Regions from separate parts of the Homo sapiens genome. Here region 2 is linked to region 1. A link is a contact called in ENCODE Hi-C or POLR2A ChIA-PET data. All regions are on one chromosome and are shown on one strand. The core of a region is the stretch at or near the end of the contact, and the rest is flanking DNA. Distances in the headings are between cores, read along the strand shown.

Evidence for each region. Hi-C counts contacts between places; a loop is a spot of excess contacts on that map. ChIA-PET counts read pairs that join two places held with the same protein, here RNA polymerase II (POLR2A). Pooled maps may share reads with other maps.
Region 2: a loop to region 1 is called in a map of heart left ventricle, with 2.5 times the contacts of the local background. The contact joins the promoter of ZBTB7C-AS1 here to the enhancer-like site in region 1. A Hi-C loop is called at or near these places in 1 of 168 maps with a recorded cell type or tissue (heart left ventricle) and 2 of 50 pooled maps. POLR2A ChIA-PET finds 5 or more read pairs at or near these places in 4 of 52 experiments (HEK293, SK-N-SH, activated T-cell and 1 more).

The regions. Positions count from the first base shown.
Region 1 is chr18:48,072,056-48,074,931 of GRCh38, reverse strand. The region is part of intron 3 of ZBTB7C (zinc finger and BTB domain containing 7C); the gene reads left to right. Among named protein-coding and RNA genes, the nearest start is that of ZBTB7C-AS1, 89 kb to the left of the region's middle. Within about 2 kb of position 1,498, at least 9 of the 41 ENCODE cell types and tissues checked have a DNase peak (open chromatin) inside an H3K27ac peak, as active enhancers do; they include heart left ventricle, where a contact is called at or near this core.
Region 2 is chr18:48,161,424-48,164,123 of GRCh38, reverse strand. It overlaps ZBTB7C-AS1 (ZBTB7C antisense RNA 1), which reads right to left and starts at 1,408. Exons shown (of 5, transcript XR_001753437.2): 1 at 1,244-1,408. All of the region lies in intron 3 of ZBTB7C (zinc finger and BTB domain containing 7C), which reads left to right. RefSeq lists a silencer at 2,289-2,488.

The sequences.
Region 1 (2,876 bases), core at 249-2,748:
TATGTTAATAAGTGTGTGACCCATCACAAAAACATCACTGAATGGAGAGGACCTGGACAGCAGGAGAGCTGGGTGTCCGTTCCTTTAAGCCAAGCGTCCTTGATCCTGCCATTTTTCCTCTGTGTTTGCCAGGCTGGAACCGTCCAGCTAAAAACTGCTTTGATTCTGTTTTCTCTGCTCGGCCATAGAGAGCACCTTTGAGAAGAGGCCCTTACTTTTCTCTTCATCCTGTCACTGGAGAGTTTGTAGGGGCTGGAAACACCAGATTACTCTGTTCCAGAGTGCTGTCTGCAATTGGTCTGAGGGTATCATGAAAGCCTTCCTCTCCATACAAGAAAGGTGCAAGGAAGCAGCCTCAGCACACAGCTGCCCACACAGGGCTGTGCGGTTCTGAGCTGCTGGGCTCTCTCTGATGGTTCCCTTGGTGCCCAGTGGTGCTCATCCATTCCTATGACAGTCGTCTGCTGAGCACCTACTGTGTACCAGGCCAGAGGGCCATGGAGACAGAGGAGGTCCCTGCTTCTCATGTGCAAGGGGCTGTGTTATATGAAGGAAAAAGCGATATCTCAGGAATGACTGCCCCCCAGATGGAGGGTGACCTTAGAAAAGGTCATAATGGGCCGGGCGTGGTGGCTCACATCTGTAATCCCAGCACTTTGGGAGGCCGAGGCAGGCAGATCACCTGAGATCAGGAGTTCAAGACCAGCCTGACCAATATGGTGAAACCCCGTCTCTACTAAAAATGGAAAAATTAGCTAGGCGTGGTGGCATGCGTCTGTAATCCCAGCTACTCAGGAGGCTGAGACAGGAGAATTGCTTGAACCTGGGAAGTGGAGGTTGCAGTGAGCTGAGATTGTGCCACTGCACTCCAGCCTGGGTGACAGAACGAGACTCCGTCTGAAAAAAAAAAAAAAAAAGAAATTTTTCTTTTCGAGAAAGTCATAATGAGGACTGAATACCCACTGCAGGCCTGGCTGGGGCCTGAGGGGCAGGGACAGGGCCTTTGCCCTGAGAAGCTAATATTTCTTTGGGGGTCTACAGGAGACAAATCAGAGTGAGGAGAGAAAAGGGAGAACTGAGGAGAGAGGATAGGGCTTTGTGCAGAAACTCGGGGAGCAAGGGCTGAAACGTCCACCCCAGGCCTCTCCTGCCAGCTGCCAGCCACAGGACAGCCTGGCCCTTAAAGAGAGGGGTTGGGGAGCCAGGGCGGAGGCCAGCCGGCCAGCCACAGCCAGACTCAGCCCTGGAAATAAGGTCTTCTTGGGTGGGGGGAGAGGGAGGGCAGGGGAAGGAGAGAAAGAGGCTGAGGGAGGAGCAGAGCCTTCTCCCTGTTCAAACTCAGGGCCTGTTTTAATCCTTTGGCCCAGAAGAGCAGCCACTGGGAGCCTGTCCGTACCTGCCCGCACCCCTGCGCCTGTCCCAGCCCCGGGGACTCTTCTGTTTGCATTGTTTCCTGCACCCCACACCCAAGCCCACAAATAAAGACGGCCACCCCTGCCCACCACCTCCCGCCCTCCCCGCCAGGGTGACTCAGGCTGGGCGCCTGGTGGCAGCGGCTCTGCTCGCCTGGCCCTGCTCCGCTGCCTACATCTGTTCCTGATTTGCTGAGCCTAGCCAGTAGCCCTTTATGTCTCTGTGACCTAAATGAGGGTGGGGTTTCTTTCCCCTAGACTTAAAAAAATAATCTGCACACCCCCTGTGGTGTGCAGATTATTATAGTGTCTGCTTGCTTAGAGGGGACAAGAAAGAAAGCGAAGTCGGACAAGTCCAGTTTAATTGCGACGTGCAGCTGCCCAAGGTCTCCTCTCCACTCTGGCCAGTTCTGAGCCAAACCAGTTTTCCATGGCCAAACTGGGCCTGGTTTCCACATTGGTTCCTGTCAGGAAGTTCCTCCGCCCAGCATGTGCTGTTAAATAGGATCCCGTTCATTCCTTTTCCTCTTATAAACTTCCCTTTCAGGTCATCCTAAGGGAGAGTGGGGCTGTGGCCTGGAGGGGGAAGGGAACTCCAGGCTGCACTCCCAAAAGGGAAGTGGCTCTGTCGGGAAGGCCAGCAAGGGGCTGGCCAGGGTCAAACATCTGGGGTCCCAGCCCAAGGATGAAGCGGAGAGCGGCTGCCTTCTCCCCAGCAGTGCCGGCTGCCTCCTTCATCACAGGCGGCTCTTAATGCTACCTTTCCTCGGTTCCCCACAGGGAGGTGGGATTGGAGGAGCAATGGGAAAAGCATCCCATCCTAAAAATATCTCCCACCTTCTCCCCTCCTAAAAATATCTCTGCCACAAACTTCCCACAGAGTGTGAAACTCTACCTTCCCTATTTCAGTCTTTGCTTGTTTGCTTGTTGCAAGCGCCCCGGGGAGACACTGTGAAGCTTGGCCTCCTGCCCCTGTGTCTGTCTGTTGAGTCGCAGGAAGCTGGCGGCCCTCCTTCAGGAGTGGGACATGGGAAGGAGGCTGCAGATCGACCTGGGAAAGGTGAGCTGGGGTTGGCGCCTGAGGCCAACCTGGCCAATGGATGCAGCCACCCAGGGAGAAGGGGGAAAGGGTGAGAGATCGGAGGAGTCTCCTGGCCCTGAGCGCCAGGCTTCATATACATTATCTCATTTAACCCTTGACTCCCTTTTGTAGCATGGGTATTTTTATCCCCGTTTGGGGTCTTCTTACCCCATTTTACAGACGACAGACTTGAAATTCAGAGAAGTAGAGTGTCAACTCACTTTCACACAGCTAGAAATCATGGCTGTCGGGTTCCAGTGGTCAAATGCTTTCCTCATATCCCATGCAGCCTTCATTCATTCATTCATTCATGCTTCATTCATACATTCACTTGTGGTAAAATTATACGTAAAGTAAGATTCATCATTTAGGTATATAATTCA
Region 2 (2,700 bases), core at 159-2,658, 89 kb before region 1:
AAAATCAATTAATTTAATTTGATTTGGTTTTATGTACTTGGAGTTGGTGCCTCTTGAACTCAGTATGAAAATTATTGCAGAATAAAAATGCATATTAGTACTCAGAGCCCACTGTCCTTGGACTCTTCGTGGAGCCTGCAGTGCTGATCACAAAGGCAAATCCCCTCTGACCTGGCAGGAGCCTCCGCCAACTGTCCACCTAGTTAACCCCCTCCAGCTCCAGACAGTGCTTATGGCAGCTCCTGGGCTGTTTGGAGTGTTCTTCTCACTTCCCAAAGCACTTTCTTATCTGGTAGTGAAGCTAAGGCATTTCCATTTTGCATTCGTGAAATGGACTCAAAGAGACTTTGGATGGCCTTGGTCACTAGCTTACTGGTTTTTTTGTTGTCCCTCTTAATGAAACTAATTGAAGCAATATGGTGCAGTGGATTGAAAGGCAGCTCTGCCTCTCAAGAGACACATGAATTTGGGCAAGTCCTTTCACTTCTCTGGGCTTTCTTTGTCTGTAAGAGGGCTGGACATCTGCTTGAAAGGCTGATTCCAGCTGTCAGAATCACACAATCAGTGGGACAGCTGGTCTTCCTGAGCTACTTTGGGGAGCCTGTCCCACTGTTAAGCCCCACTCCATTTCCATTTCATCCAAGAGGGCTCCCAGCCAGTTCATGGAATGGGTGATGGGATTGAAGATGGGCCCTGCACTCTCCAGGAGTGGCTTCTCCCCCACATTGCTACGGATCAGAGCAAATGTTGCTTTCAAGAAGGGAGGAGCTCAGGGGCCTAGAAAGCATCTGACCAGCCCACTATTTTACAGATGAGGGAACCCAGCTTCAGAGTCACACAGCCACTGTCCAGGGCCATGCTCATGCCCAGCCACATTCACAGTTATTATAAAGGGGGGAGATTTTGCTCAGGGCTCATTTTCCAACTGTCCTTTTCATTCTTTTCTCCTGTCAGGATGGGAGAGAGATGGCCAAGCCATCTTTGGGGCCTCTCCAATAAAGCAGATGCTGACATCAGTCATTCCAGCGCCCCTACATCCCTTCTCAGGCCCAGTAGCTGCCGCTTCACTGAGGACCAACGGGCCCCATTCGGAAACATCCCCCACCAGTGCCTGACATCCCACCCTTAGCAGTTTCATTCTCCTAGACAGGAGGGCCTGCCCTCCCTCAGCCCTTCCTACTGACTGCATGCTGAGCATGAACGTTCATCCTCCTCAGTGACATTTTTCTCCCATAGGTCTTACCTGCCCAGAGCTCTTCTGTAGCAGAAACTGAGCCTGTCCTCTCCATCCTGCGTCTCTTATTTACTGAGAGGCACTATTGTGTGCTGAGAACTGCCCTGGGCACTCCCTGTACATTATCTCATTGAATCCAGCATTGGCCCCGGAAGATGGGCATTACGGTCCCTATTTTCCTGTGGGGGAACTTCAGCTCAGAGAGGAGACAGAATTTTACAAGGTCACACACAGCTATGAAGTGACAGGGCCAGGATTCAACCCCACATCTAACTCCAAGACTCTTGGACCATACCATGTGATCTCCCTCGTGCATAGGAGGTGCTTAACAGATCCTTAATGACCATGTAGCCAATACATCCCTCTGCCAAACCCCAAATGTGGGGGAAGAGGTAATAATAGTAACAACTGTCTATGAAGTCCCTATTATGTGCCAGGCACCAAACCGCAGCACTCAGTGAGGTGAATACTATTACTATCTCAATTTTACAGATGCAACAACTGAGGCATAGAGAAGTCACTTGCCCAAGGTCACCCAGCAGGTAGGTGAGCTGGGCTTCAGTGCGGCCCTGCCTCTGAGGTGGAGTCCCTGCCTCCACTGTTGCTGGATCCTCCTTTAGCTCCCCGTGGCTCTGTTTCCGGTAGAAGGTAGAAGGCTGCAGGGAAGGAGGCTGGGGCCAGGGGTGGTGTTTGCGCCTCGGGGACGCCTGCAGCTGGCACTGCCCTCCACCCAGCTGATAACTACAGCCGGGTCTGGCACGAAGCCCTGCCTGGAGGTGGGCGGCCTGCGGCGGCGGGGGGTCTGGCTCTGCGTTCGCCCCTCTCAGCCCCGCCTCGCCCCCTGCGGGGTCAGTGCGGGTCCCGCCCGCCCGGGCAGGCGCCGGCCTCTCAGGCGGTAACCGGGTAACCGTGGGCAGGGGCGGTGCCGCGCCGGGCCGCGGCCTCCCGGGGAGGCGGGCGGGTGGGGAGGTCGAGCTGGAGCGATGTGAGAATGCGGAGGAGAGGCCCGGGAAACAGGCTGCGGCCGCGGGGAGGGGCGCCCGGGAGGAGGGCGATGGCTCCCGCAGGAGGAGAGAGAGGCCGCGGGGGCGCAGAGTGGAGGGAGAGGGCGGGGCGCCCGGGAAGGGGCGGGGATAGAGGAGGGGCCTCCGGAGCGGGGCGGGGCTGGGGCGGGGCGCCCGGGCCGGGCCGGGCCGGGCAGCCGAGTGAACGCTGCAGGAAGGGGGCTGCGGGCAGGCACGGAGTCCGGGGCGCTTGTGGCCGGGCGGAGCGGCTGTGGTTGCTTCATGTCCCGGATTCTGCTTTCTCAGAGGTCAGGCGAGTGGGGCCGGCAGGGAGAGAAAGGTGGGCGAACCAGTCTGAACAGGCCGGGCAACTGGAGGAGCGTGGGCCCGGCGAACTGGGGTGCTGCCCAGCACCCTCTACCCTCACCACGCTCGGGAATTTTTCGTGAATCCGCCCCGTTG